2 separate regions of the Homo sapiens genome follow, and region 2 is linked to region 1. The links are chromatin contacts, found by Hi-C or POLR2A ChIA-PET in ENCODE. All regions are on one chromosome and are shown on one strand. Each heading gives the region's core, a stretch centred on a gene start or an enhancer-like site at or near the end of the contact. The rest is flanking DNA. Distances are from core to core; before and after follow the strand shown.

Region 1 (6,491 bases), core at 1,844-4,343:
AATAGCAGATTAGAAAGAGGTGAAGAGAGACTTGAAGAAAGGATGATCAGATCAAAGAAATTATCCAGAATGTTTCTGAAAGATACATATTGAAAATATGAAAGAAAGATTAATAAAATTAGAGGGCAGAATGAGAAGGTCCAACATACTCTAATCAGAATTCCAGAAGGAAATAACAATGAGAATGAGGAAGAAACAATATTTGAAGGGATTATAATGAAGAATTTTCCAGAAAGATGCCCACTCAGACTCAATCAGTATAAACAATAATAAATCTATATCTAAAAATATAATCATAAAATTTTAGGGCACTGAAGACAAAGGTGAGGTTTAAAAAGCAGCCCATAAGAAAAGTTTAACTTGGGTTTGGTATGTCACCTCAAAATAAACTGATAGTAAATCAAAGTTTTTCCCCAAAAAATGTTATTTTAGTAGATTTTAGTAAAGTTTTTGAATAAATGAATGAACTATAAGCAACAGATTGAAGATTCCAAAATCTGTGTTTTTAAATATCAGGTATGCAAACAAAATGAAATGCATTCTTAATGAAATTCCTGATAGCAGCATTTGACATGTTATTCACTTTGAAAATTGGATAGGAAGAAAAGCTATGTTGCTGAAATTTTGATCATGCCTGTATTGTTATAATAGATCCATAGCTAGCCTCTGAGTCTTTAAGTTCCGCACAGTGCTACCAGAATAATTTACCCTAATTATTACTTTTGTCTTGTTGCATGGCTGATTAGATACTTTCAAAGATTATGGACTTCTGAACACATCACATCAAAACACCTCCCAGAGCTATGGAACAGCAGTACTGATTAGTGGCTGCACCCCAGAGTTGGTTGGATGTGGGTTTAATTTTACACATACATGACCTGGAAAAGTTCATAATGTATTTTTAATCCTAACTTTTCTCATCTGCAAAATGGAAATAATAATAGCATTTAAAATCTGTTTTAAGGATTAAAAAATATAATGTATATATCAAGTGCTTTGCACAGCACTGGCTTGGAATAAGTTATCACTGAAGTTGGCTATTGCTATTAGATAATCATGCTAATATTAGACAATGAGTCTAAGAATCATTTTTTTTCTTCTACTGCTGTCAGCCCACATCTTTCTTTTTCTTAGACCTTGCTGAGGTCCCACAGCATCAGCCATCATGCTGAGACAAGCTGGTCATGGAGACCTTAACCCAGCAGTGCTAGAGGAATTAAAGACACACACACAGAAACATGGAGTGTGGAGTGGCAAATCAGGGGTCTCAGAGCCTTCAGAGCTGAGAGCCTTGAACAGAGATTTACCCACATATTTACTGACAGCAAGCCAGTCATAAGGTTTACTAAAAGTATTCCTTATGGGAAATAAAGGGATGAGTCGAAATAAAGGGATGGGTCCGGCTAGTTATCTACAACATGAACATGTCCTTAAGGCACAGATCACTCATCCTATTGTTTGTGGTTTAAGAATGCCTTAAGAGGTTTTCCGCCCTTGGTGGGGCCAGGTGTTCCTTGCCCTCAGTAAACCCACAACCTTCCAGCGTGGGCATCAAGGCCATCACGAGCATGTCACAATGTGGCAGAGATTTTGTTTATGGCCAGTTTTGGAGCCAGTTTATGGCCAGATTTGGGGGCCTGTTCCCAACAGCATCACCTAGAAATCTGTCAGAAATATAAATTCTTGGACGTCATCCTAGACCTACTAAATCAGAAAATCTGGAAGTGAGGGCCAGCAGTCTGAATTTTAACAAGAGCTCCAGGTAATCCTGATGCACATGAGTACCACTGTTCCAACCACTGTACCTATAGCTCAGCTATTCTCAGTGAGGAGCTTTTGTAAACATGTAGAGAAGCTTTTGGTAGTCAACAAGCTTGATGATTCCTACTGGCAATTACTGGGGGTAGGGATGCTAAAGGTCCACAAACATCCTAAACCTTCACCTTCCTCTGCACCTATTGAAATTCTGCATAATTTCTGAGGCTTGGCTCCTTCGTATTTCATCTTCTTTATCCATTTTAGCCCAGACCATTATCTCTCTTAGGACATAGCTACATGTATTATGTATAGTTAATATTATCTCATTTGCAATATTCTCAAAGAAGAAATCTATTACTTCTTTTTAGGTAGGCAGCATTAGTTTATTGTTTATTGGGCTGAGAACATAGACTAGGGAGCCAGAGTGCCTGGATATGAATCCTAGCTCTGTGACTCCTTCAGCATGTAACCTTGGGTTTTGCTACTTACCCCCTCTAAGCCTTATCTTTCTCATCTGTATAATGGGATCATAAGAGTACATACAGCAAAGGGTTGTTTTGAGGATTAAGCCTTTAGAACAGTGCTTGGCACAAAGTAAGCACTATACACGTGTTGGCTGTTATTATTTTTTCTACCCCTAAGCACATAATGTGAGGAATTTACTATTAATACATGCCTCATACATTTCACTGATTGGTCAAAGAATCTCCGAATTTATTCCCAATTCAACTTTCAAATGTTCATTAGACAACTCAAGGAAGTCATAATCACCAACTTTAAATTCAAAAAGCACTGCTCTATAGAAGGAAAAATTGGCCTATTTGTTATTGTTTCAGAACATAAGGTTTGAAACTAAAGTTTTATAAAGGGCAACAGAGCGCATTTGCCCTGTGTGTCCCTGCTATTATCTCTTCCTCCTGTTCCTTCAACAGTGGAGGTCAAGGACTTGGAAATTTGGGATCCCAGCCATCTATTTCAATTTCTTTCTACTTGAGAGATATAAATGAGAACACAATCATATTTCCAGAGCCTCTGAGATTCTATTTGATTCATGTTCTTCTTAAAGGTTTTGCTCAAAAAGAGCCTTGTTTCCTGCCAATTTCTGATGGCTGCCCTCCATTACCTGCCCTTTTGTTTCCCAGAAGCCCATAGGCCATTAGCCTAAGTATGCATCACTGGCAGGGGCCCTACATTTGGCGGCACTAAGCACAGCATGGGCAGATGAAATGCACCTTGGAGGTTGCCCATCCAAACATGGACAGCATCCAAGGCTTGAGGTGATGACATAGCCTGAGGTGGAACGAGTACATAGGGCTCTCAACAGTTATGTAATAAGGGCAGGAGGAGGATGTGGTGCATGAAAGTAAAAATGAAACATTGCACAAGTAGGCTTTGGTTTCGTGAGGAAGCCTGAGAGTAAGAAAGGTGATTTAGGCTTTATATTGCATGTGATGTTGCACCAGCAAAGGTGGCCAAAAACCAATGAGGAAGGAAAATACTGGTCTTACAGCTCTTACCAATGGCATGAAGGAAAAGAACAGAAGACTATGCCTTTTATCTATTATCTGTGAGACTCCCTAAAATTAAATTCTTACTTCACTAGGTAGTCATTTCAAGCAGCAAATTAGTTCATAAAGTAATCTGATAAATAAACATCTTGGAAAACATTTATGCCAATGGCCAACATGTATTAAGCTATGGTACCAGGACAGAAAATTCTAGAAATGTTTATTTATCTGTTGATTTTGTAGCTAAAAGGAAGAGAGAGAGGAGGAAGGATTACAACTTTGTCTCAGCCAAGACCTTCCTTGGCAGGACTGTCAGGCCTACAGGCATGTCCTTAGTTTGGCTAGTTTGTGGCTTCCATTCGATCAGTTCATCCAGGAGAGCTCTGACTGGTGAATGGAGTTGTACTGCTGAAGCTCACAAGAGAGAGATGAACAAAATCAGTGTATTTTTAAAATTATTTTAAGCTTAGAGATAAAAATGCCAAAGAGATTGATAATCACATGAGCTGATGGTATCATTTTTCTACCCAATCACAAAAATAGACAAAAAAAAATACCCTTTCACAAGGAAAACATGAAAATGGCTAATAATTGTATGAAAACATGCTGAATCTCAATTATCATCTGAGAAATGCAAACAAAACCCACAATGCCGTAAGACTACATATGTACCCGAATGGCCAAATTTTTGAAAACAACAAAAATAGACAACACCAAGTAATTGGCAATGTGGCAATGATGGATCAGTGGACCCAAATACTGCTCCTGGAAATAAAATTGTTAGAACAACTTTGGAAAACCTTGACAGTGTCTACTAAAGCTGGAAATACACGGACTCAAATCTCAGCAACTTCATTTTGATATGCAACAGATTTGAACCAAAAAACATGTACATAAATCTTCATAGCAGCATTATTCATAATAGCTAAAATTTGAAAACAATTCAAATGTTTCTCAAGAGAAGAAGGGATAAATATATAGTGGTATGACTATGGTAGAATAGTATGAAGGAATGAAAATGAACAAACCCATTACAACATACAGCACAAGGAATGACCCTCACAGACACAAAAGAGTCTGTACCACATATTTACATTCACTTCAAGTCTAAAAACAGGCAAAACTATGGTATTAGAAGTCTGAACAGTGGTTATCCTTGGTTGGAAAATAACAGGAGTTAAAAGGAGAGGATCTTAGATGCTAGTAATGTCCTTTTTCTTGAATTGAATGTGACGTGTATTCATAAAAATTAGTCAAGCTGCACACTTGAGATTTATGCATATTTCTATTTGTATGCTACACATTACTGTTTCTCAACTAGGATTGATTTTGCCTCCCAGAGGACATTTGGCTACTTCTGGAGACATTTTTGAATCTCACAACTAGAGGGTGTACTGGCATCTAGTAGACAGAGACCGTCCTGTAATGCATAGCACAACCACACAACCTCCTATGACAAAGGATTATCTACATATCAATAAAAGTAGTGTGCAGAATAAAATAGCAGCAACAGAATAATAATAATGTGTACAGCTTACACAACACTAATGTAAGATGTTCCTGATAAAAGTCGAGGTGCACTTATACTGTGTCACTCGTGCTACACAAGTCAGCAGTCCATGACGATATGTGGTAAGCCTACAACTACTGCATGCAAAGTTCTATGCAACTGTGGAAAAACCTCATACTTAATGAAGGAACAAGGGCTTAAGCCCAGGAAAAATAAATGTATTTTCATTGTATCCCAATGAGTGCCCATAAATTAATGTCTGAGAGGGAAGCAACTAGATACTTTGTTGACTTTTAAAACTCCAATATGTTGCACAGTTACTACACAGAGTAAGCACTATTTGTTGAATTTATGAATCAATAGTTCTCCCCAAGGCCGTACCAACCATAAACATCATTCTGTAATGCAATAGCCTTGCACATCTATGTCTTTCCAACTTCCCAAGCTCCAAATTTACCTGCCCTGCATCCTATCAGGTAGCCATCTAATTTTTCTGACACATTAATAAATACCAAGGTTTTAACTGTGGCAGTAGGTTTATATGCTACCAAGTTTCATAGTTGAATTTTGAAAGGGTCAACTGAAGACACAGTTTTCTAACCCAAAGAAGTAATGCTAGAAATTCTATGTACTTGTGGCAGGCCTACAAGGGAGAAATATAAAAAAGGACAAGGAGCATTTTCAGTGACACTCAAATCAAACACTGAAAAGGGTTGCCTTTGATGAGAAGTCACATTACTATGGCACTTACAACAGCAGGAAAGAATTTCAATGAGAGTATTTATGAAAACATATCACACATTCATAGGCTCTTCACACATACAAAAACATTGATATACATTTAGGTTAAAGAATGTGGAAGCAGGGGTACTAACACTGAAATGTTTAGAGATTGTTTTGACATTTCACGTGTGGTAGATACAATAGTACCCTCCACCTCCAAAAGATGGCTGATGTCTGTGCTATAATTTCTGAAACATGTCAGTATGGAGGGTTAGAAGGAAAGTGATAATTAAAGTTGCAGAAGCAATTAAGGTTGCTAATCAGCTGACTTTAAAATAGTGGCATTATCCTAGATTATCTAGGCAAACCCAATGTAATCACAAGAGTCCTTAAAAGGAGAAGAGGACGATAGAAGAGAACAAGAGAGACAGCAACATTAGAAGGATTCAGCCCAACATTGCTGGTTTTGAAGGTGGAGAAAGAGGGTCATGAGCCAAGGACTATGGGAAGCCTCTAGAAGATAGAAAAGGCAAGAAAATGAATTTGCCCTTTGGAGCCTCCAAAAGGAACACAGTCTTGCTAGCATCTTGCTTTTAGCCTAATGAGACCTATTTTGGATTTCAGACCTTCAGAACTGTTAGATAATAAATATGTTATTTTAAGCCACTAAATTTGTAATAATTTGTAACAAGAGCAATAGTAACTTATGCACTATATTGATGAATTGAGAAAAGGCCATGAGTCACTCAAGCAACTGACAATATAATTCATATTGACTTCTAAGTATAATTAAAAGGAACATATATACGTCCAAAACTACACATGCACACACACCCTTGTAATTTTTAGTCACTTCCTCATGGCATTCCTCTTCTCATTTGATCTTGTTATCAGAATTCAAGGATAAACCTGGGCCACAAGGGATTGCTTGCAGTTACCAAGAGTTAATTGAGAGATACCAGAAAGCCCACACAGGTTTTATCTACATTTCC
Region 2 (7,152 bases), core at 3,795-6,294, 46 kb after region 1:
CAGAGCTTGCTCACTATAACCTCAAATTCCTGGGCTCAAGGGATCCTCCTGCTTCAGCCTCCCGAGTAGCTGGGACTACAAGTGTACACCACCATGCCAGGCTCATCCTACTTTCAATAGTACATCTTAATATTAACTACATTCTACAATGCCAACAAACTTCAAATATTCAGGATAATCTTGAAATATTTTATCATTGGGATAATCATTTTTATTTCCTATCCTCCCCACAAATTTGTTCTTTTTCCTCCTGTATTTTTGTATCATTATTCTACTTTCTATTTACATTCTTTCCAAAGTTGAACAATTTAGTTACTGTCTTCATCCTTGCAGTGAATGTAGATGTTTGGTCTACCTAAAATACCTTTTTCCTTCTCCAGGTAACTGCTTCTACCCCCTCAAAAGAGAATGCAATTCTGTGGAAACTGCCAATTATAGTGACCCACCCACCCAAGCCCACCCCCTACACACGCATGCATATACAAACACCACCTGCCACAGGGCTGGGCCAGTGATCAGAGCCAGGGCAGGTTTAACCTACATATAGCCATGTGACAGGCTCAGGACCTTAGTTGTGCCAAGAGAATCTTTCACTATGATTTGTATGGATTGAAACAGGAAGAGAAAATTTCACTGCTTATTTCTCCATAATCACTGAGCTGGGAAGATTTTTATTAAGCCAAGGGTCTGGAACAATGGAATAAGCCACATAAGCTACATTGGCCATGTTGCATAGAGAATATCTATCTGCCACAGAAGAAAAGGGCACCATCAGGCAAGGTGGAGCAGAGACAGGAGAGATGCAGAGAGAAACCTGGCACCCAGCTGAAAGTGAGGCCAGCCGCACCCCATTCTTTCTACTTGCAGGAACCAAATAATCTCCTATTTCCTTCAGTCAGTTTTACTTGGATTTTTGTTATTTACAATAAAAAAACCCCAACTGATGCCAGTTTTTTGACAATCCTCATTGTTTTCACCTTTTATATCCAGAATGTTTCAGAACAATTTTATATTTTCTTCACGCTAGCTTTAAACCCTCAATCACTTTTAACCAATTGAGAACCCACCCTTGCCCAATTTATAATGGAGGAACAGAAATGCATTCTTCTGCAGAATTAACAACCCAAAGACATACTCTTTCTCATGATTGAATTGGACCTTCCTGGAAAACATCACCTCTAATTCAGGTCTGTACATTCTGATACACAGCACATGTTGAATACCAAGCACCATTATAATAATTGATAAACAGAAAAACTCTGCCTAAGTGGAGCCTTCTGAATCCATTAGACTTCTGGAACAGCTCCAGGTTCAAAAAATGGCTGAAATATTTGAATGAAACAAAGCAAAAATCTCTCAGTGGTAGAGAAGCAATTTCTGAAAACAGCCCACATCAAATGAAAGAGTCAGAAATGCTGAGGATCTAAGTCATCCCATGGCTATGAAATGGAATAAAAACTCTCATTGGATGGCAATACCTATACATCTCATTATCCAAGAAACATGAGTAAAATAACAGGAAATGTGAGCGGCTAATTAGGAAATTAGGAAAAAAAGAGAGAGAGAGAATGACAAATATGAGTAAATGTGGAGGCAGTGGTAAAGATGGAGTTTAGATGTGATACCAGCTTGGTGAGCAGCAGACACCCCCACACTGTGGAAGAGGCTTGCCAGGGGAAAAGAGCTAAGAAATGAGGCCAAGGCAATGGGAGCCCAAGGAGAGTGCCAGCAGGACACAGCAGATGTGTGCCCACATGTGGTGGGAAAATAGGAGAAGCCAACAGTCACCTGCCCTATACCGCACACTCCTTGAAACATTCCTGGGCCTCATCAAAGGCACAACACCTGGTACACAGCTTAGCAGTCTGTGGGGGTGTTCCCTGTTCACTGCATCAAGGCAAAACTAAATGACAAAACTGAGCCATAACAGTAACTTTGCTGGCACCGTATTGGAGAAAAACAAAAAAGCTTGGCATCTCAGTGAAGCCACTCCTTGACTTTAACTGCATTTTTTAAATGGAAGCCAAAGTGTACAAATCTAAAATGTATTTGAAAATCTTAAAAGAGAAAACATATTATATGTACCCAGTTGCTCTATCTAGAACTGGAATGCTGTATTTTTGCTTGTTTGTTGCCCTTGGGGAGGGGCAGGGCAGAGGGGAGTATGAGCAGTCACTGTTTTGAGAAAGAAAGACCTCCCAAAGGCCTGTTGAGAAAGTGAGGGGAGGGCATTTCCTTCTGTGGGGGCAATAAGCTAGGGGCTAGGGGCTCCAGGAGTAGCAATACATGGTGGAAAAGAGTAAGCTTTTCCTTTCTGTCTTTTCTTTGTATTTCCCAAGTCATTGGCCACTTTAGTTAACTATTCCAGCCCAGGCAATGCTTTCTGGGAATTAAGAGAGGGGCCTGTTTCTGCGATGAGAGAAATCAGTGCAAGGAAATCAGCAGAAGCCATGAGAAGTTGGTTACAAAACAGCAAGAGGTGCCCAGGCACAGATAAGTCATCTGGGACAAAATAACAAGCTGAAGGGAGAAGCCAAAACCAGGATAGATTTGTGGGGCACGTGAGTGTTCCTTGGGGATTCTCAGGAATATGTGGGGATAGGTTATGAGAAGATACTACATTTTCTGTACATGTGGAAAGGATGCCCATATTGTTATTATTATTATTATTATTATTATCATTAGTATTATTATTCAGAGTAAGTGTGGCCTTAAAGGTTGGAGAACTTGAGGATATAAAGTTTACATTGAGAAGCCAGGGAACACTGACAAATCCAAGTCCATCCAGACAATATTGCTTATCTACTCTCTGTGACACTGATGCTCAGAAGAGGAAGCTACAACAATTTATCTGAGCATGCAGACATATAGTAAAGATGCATCTTCCATAAACTGAAAAATGTACACTACTTTTTTTATGTGTTCAGCCATATAACATCATAATTATCCCATTTCTGGTTCAATGCTCAATGGAAAATTATAATGTTTTATGAATAATTGAAGCTGACTGAATCATGTACATTTTTATCAGGGCTAATTCTGATGTTTCATACCAAGGTTTGGCATCAAAAGGCTAAATATAGTTGGAAAAAGAATTATTAATTCACATCTCATAAGAAAAACTGCAAGTAGAAGATGAGTATTTTGAAGATGTTTTCACTGTCGGTGGTGGAGAAATCAGAGGAAGAGTAAGTTGTACTCACATGAGAATACATCTCATACACCATTAAAGTACAGAAACATTTTCTATCATATAAATGCTCCTATTATATTAAAATAAGTTATTGCGTAACTATTGCACCTATAAAAGGGACACCCGAAGTATCTGAAGTCAATTCTAAAGTCAGTTATATAAGTAACAGGCAAATCTGGAAATATGGAATCCAGAATAAATGAGGCTACTTTGGAAAATGGGGGTGAAATTTTATCCCAACTATTATGGAACCCACTAATCTCAGCTGGGCTTGTGGGTTCCTGGAATGATGATTACATTTCCTAGTCGTCTTTGCAGATATGTGCAACCTTACAACCAAGTTCTGGCCAAAGAAGTAGTGTGTACAACTTTGGAACAGTGTTTAAAAAGGGAAAAGGCATGATTTTCTCCTTTCTTTTCTTCTTTCTCTTAACTGATATGGATAATAACCGGAGCTTCAACAAGCATCTTGGACCATATACAACACCCCCAAGGGATGGCAGAGAAGAAAACTGGAGGAAACTTGTTCATATCCCTCTTGGATGCTGATCTCCAGTTTTTACATGAGACAACAAAAAGTTCTGATTTAAGCTGCCATATTTGGGTTTTCTTCCACAAGACACTGAACCCAATTCTAATAAATACAAGGGGAAAAGTAAAACTGTCTCATGTTCCTGACCTGAGCTTTGGAGGATGTCAATTTCTAAGAAAGTGTTTCTTGGATGATACATTCAAAAATTAATAATCAACTCATGGAAATAAGCCAAGTACTAGAAAGTTGGAGATTCAAATAAATCATTTCTTTATCTCTGGGACACACAGGGGCTGGGACAGATTCTGTAAGATGCTGCAGAAAGTCACATCTTGTGGGCCAAACTGTTTAGATTCTTCCTACTGTGATTTCTTCCAACTCTCCATATTTATTTCCCTGCTTTTCTCCTTGAGCAGTTAGCAAAATTTTGTTTTGTTTTGCCAGGGACAAAATTAAAAGAAGGACAAGAGCCTCCTGACACTGGCATACCTGTGTGAGGGTGACAGTAGAAATAAGCAAGAAACCCCTAAATGAGTAATTCCCACCCCTGCTACACGAACAACACCTTCTTAGAACGAATATTTTGTGATCATCCCTTTGCTATACTAAAATAAAATTCAAAAATAATATAACCTATCTGCACATAAGAAGAAATCAATATAAGTATTAAACTATATTATAAAAGAAAAAATAAAAGGAAAATAGTTGATGATAATGGTCTTTCATAAGTAAATGCTCAAGTATGATCATGCTAGAAGACAAAAGTGCCCCCACATTTTCAAAATGCTCCCCAGGGAATGTATAGTATGCAATGCCCTATACGATATGGCATTTTCCTACCTTGGAAAGTGATAAAACTTCAGGGTCAGAATGATGTCTCTTCCTTCTCTACAAGAGCCTCTCCTTCCAAGGACGACCTTAAAGTTCTTGGTTTTATTTTCTTAAGAAACATAACATTTTCTTACAGCAGTGTTACTTCAAATGTGTTCTGTAGCAAGTGAATTTCCTGTGAACAGGTGTTATGTTAAAGAAAAATTGTACTCTAATTGTTTAAGAAATATTAGTTCCAAATTAAATATTTTGTCTTGCTTTATGACATTTCAGAGTCTTGAAGTTGTCACCGTGCATTGACAATCTAACTCCCAAAAGTATTTTATCACAGAATCCTTTTCCACTGGGTCCATGGAAGAAACCTAGAAAACACTACCTTACATCCTGCCAAGGAGTGCATCAACACAGACAAGAGAGGCTTTTTGGAGGATCACAAATCTACTTCTGAAAGACAGTCTTTAGTTGACTAATTGATTTTGCATGAAAGTGGCCATGTAAAGCTGACCTGGAAGTCATGAATTTCACCACATCTCACTTAACTGTCATGACAGAAAGGCAAATGGGTAGAAACAATCTGACATCAGAGGTGTTTCCAGAAAAGCACAATTTTAATGTTGCTAGTGGTACTGACACATATTTGAGCTCATATTTTACATCACATGGATCTATAGCTATTTTAACAAGACGTTACAGATTTTATCTGTTCATAATATTGACAATGAGGCATTAGAAAAGGATATATGTTGATCAATATCTTTAAAGCGCATATTTTTCTAGTAGCTTCAATAATATTTACCATGTCTGAAATTTCTATTTAGTATAGTGACATTTTTACAATCACTGTTTTATGTCATCCACACAACCCTTCAATGAGCTATCATTAGTCCCATCTTTCAGATAAAGAACCTGTATCTCAGTGTGGGTAAGTGCCAACGTCATAGAATTTTTTAGTTGCAGAACTTGGACATAGCCTACGTCTATCCTGCCCTGCAGCCCATGTTTATTCCACTGCCTCCCTTAATCAAGGGAAAATTTTTAGAATGTTTTCCATTAAAAAAAATCAGTTACAGCAATTACAAGTTAACCATCAGTTATCAGGAAAACAGCCATCCACAGATACCCAGAATCACTCATTCCTTGAGGGTACGATAGCCCATGGTTTCATGTACATATTTGAATTGACAAACCTCCTCTGAACTGCTGAAAAGTTTACGAGGTCTAAAATACCATCATGTTTTTCTTCCTCCCTCATCGTCACCTGGTTTAAACTTCAAGGTGTGTTCTTTGAAAAACACTTGTTTCCAGTGACTCATTTTGAAATCACTGATTTCATCTTCCTTGTTCTTTGCAAAGCCAGGAAAAGAGATCAAGACCACATTGTTTTCACCTTCAAAAACACTTGCCCTGTAACCGGAAGAGTCCAGAACTGTTTTTGTTAATTCGTTGAATAATGTGTTCTTGTTTCATCTTTTCACAAGAGCAGAAATCCACTCTCAGAATAGGGCTCCCTGCTTGCCATCTGCTTATCCACCAGCAATTTTCAACCAACCTGTTTGGAAAGGATTCACTTATGCAGTCAACACATTTATTGAGCATCTACTTTGTACCAGACACTGTTCTACATTCTGAGAATACAGAAATGAGATAGATGCAACATTTTGTCCTTAGAGTTTTTACTTTAATGAGAGAGATATAATGAAAAACATACAAATAAAAATGATTATTCTAGATAGTGAAAACACTCATGAAGAAAAATTTAAAAGGGTGGCATAGCATAGAGTGAGTCAGGTGAAAGATTTCTTTAGATTGGGTGGTCAGGGACAGCTTTCTGAGGAGGAAACATTTGAGCTGAGATTAGAATGTTAATGAGACAGCAATGACAGGATTTGGAGGAAGAGTCCCAGAAGAGCCTTAAGATGAGAACAAAATTGGTGGGGATGAGGAATGGAAAGGAGGCAGATGCAGCTGGAAAGGGATAAGGGAAGAGAAAACAGTTGATGAGGTCAGAGATGCTATTAGGGCCCAGCACCTGTGGTAGAGAATTTTAATTTTATCCCAACTGCAGTGAAAAGACATTAAAGAATTTTGAGGCTGCTGTTTAGAGAGCTGATTACATATTGGCAAAAATGGAGCAGAAAGACCAGTTAGGGGCAACTGCAGTAGTTCAGGTGAGAAATTACAATGCCTGGACTAGGTAGTCCACGAAGATGGGAGGAAGTAAATGTCTTTCATGATAGAACAGCCAGCATGTGCTCATAAATTGCACGAAAAAAAATGGGACTGGATTGTTATGCTAGTGACATTTTCTGAATTCAGGAAGACTAGGAGAGAATAGATTTGGGAGAGGGATGGGAAATCAAGTGAAGTATTGGAAATGTTGACTTGGAGATTCCTATTCATCATCTAAACAGAGATGTCAAGAAGCTGACTGTACAAGAGGTCAAAGAAGGGGTTCATAGCTGAAGATATGTAGAGTATCTCATAAGACCCCTGAGGGCACACCCCTTGCAAAGCCCAACCCCAGATTTCAAACACAGTCTTTCCCAGTTTCGCATTGGGAAACTGGAATGGGAAGCTGGGCAAGATTGCGTAATGG

Evidence for each region. Hi-C counts contacts between places; a loop is a spot of excess contacts on that map. ChIA-PET counts read pairs that join two places held with the same protein, here RNA polymerase II (POLR2A). Pooled maps may share reads with other maps.
Region 2: a map of naive thymus-derived CD4-positive, alpha-beta T cell shows a loop between it and region 1 (6-fold over the local background). The contact joins two enhancer-like sites. A Hi-C loop is called at or near these places in 12 of 168 maps with a recorded cell type or tissue (B cell, CD4-positive, alpha-beta T cell, CD4-positive, alpha-beta memory T cell and 7 more), 7 of 37 single-sample maps with no recorded cell type and 16 of 50 pooled maps. POLR2A ChIA-PET finds 5 or more read pairs at or near these places in 5 of 52 experiments (BJ, CD4-positive, alpha-beta T cell, CD4-positive, alpha-beta memory T cell and 2 more).

Annotation. Positions count from the first base shown.
Region 1 is chr11:95,638,643-95,645,133 of GRCh38, forward strand. No RefSeq gene overlaps it. Among named protein-coding and RNA genes, the nearest start is that of FAM76B, 150 kb to the right of the region's middle. Within about 2 kb of position 3,094, at least 5 of the 41 ENCODE cell types and tissues checked have a DNase peak (open chromatin) inside an H3K27ac peak, as active enhancers do.
Region 2 is chr11:95,683,172-95,690,323 of GRCh38, forward strand. No RefSeq gene overlaps it. Among named protein-coding and RNA genes, the nearest start is that of FAM76B, 100 kb to the right of the region's middle. Within about 2 kb of position 5,045, at least 2 of the 41 ENCODE cell types and tissues checked have a DNase peak (open chromatin) inside an H3K27ac peak, as active enhancers do.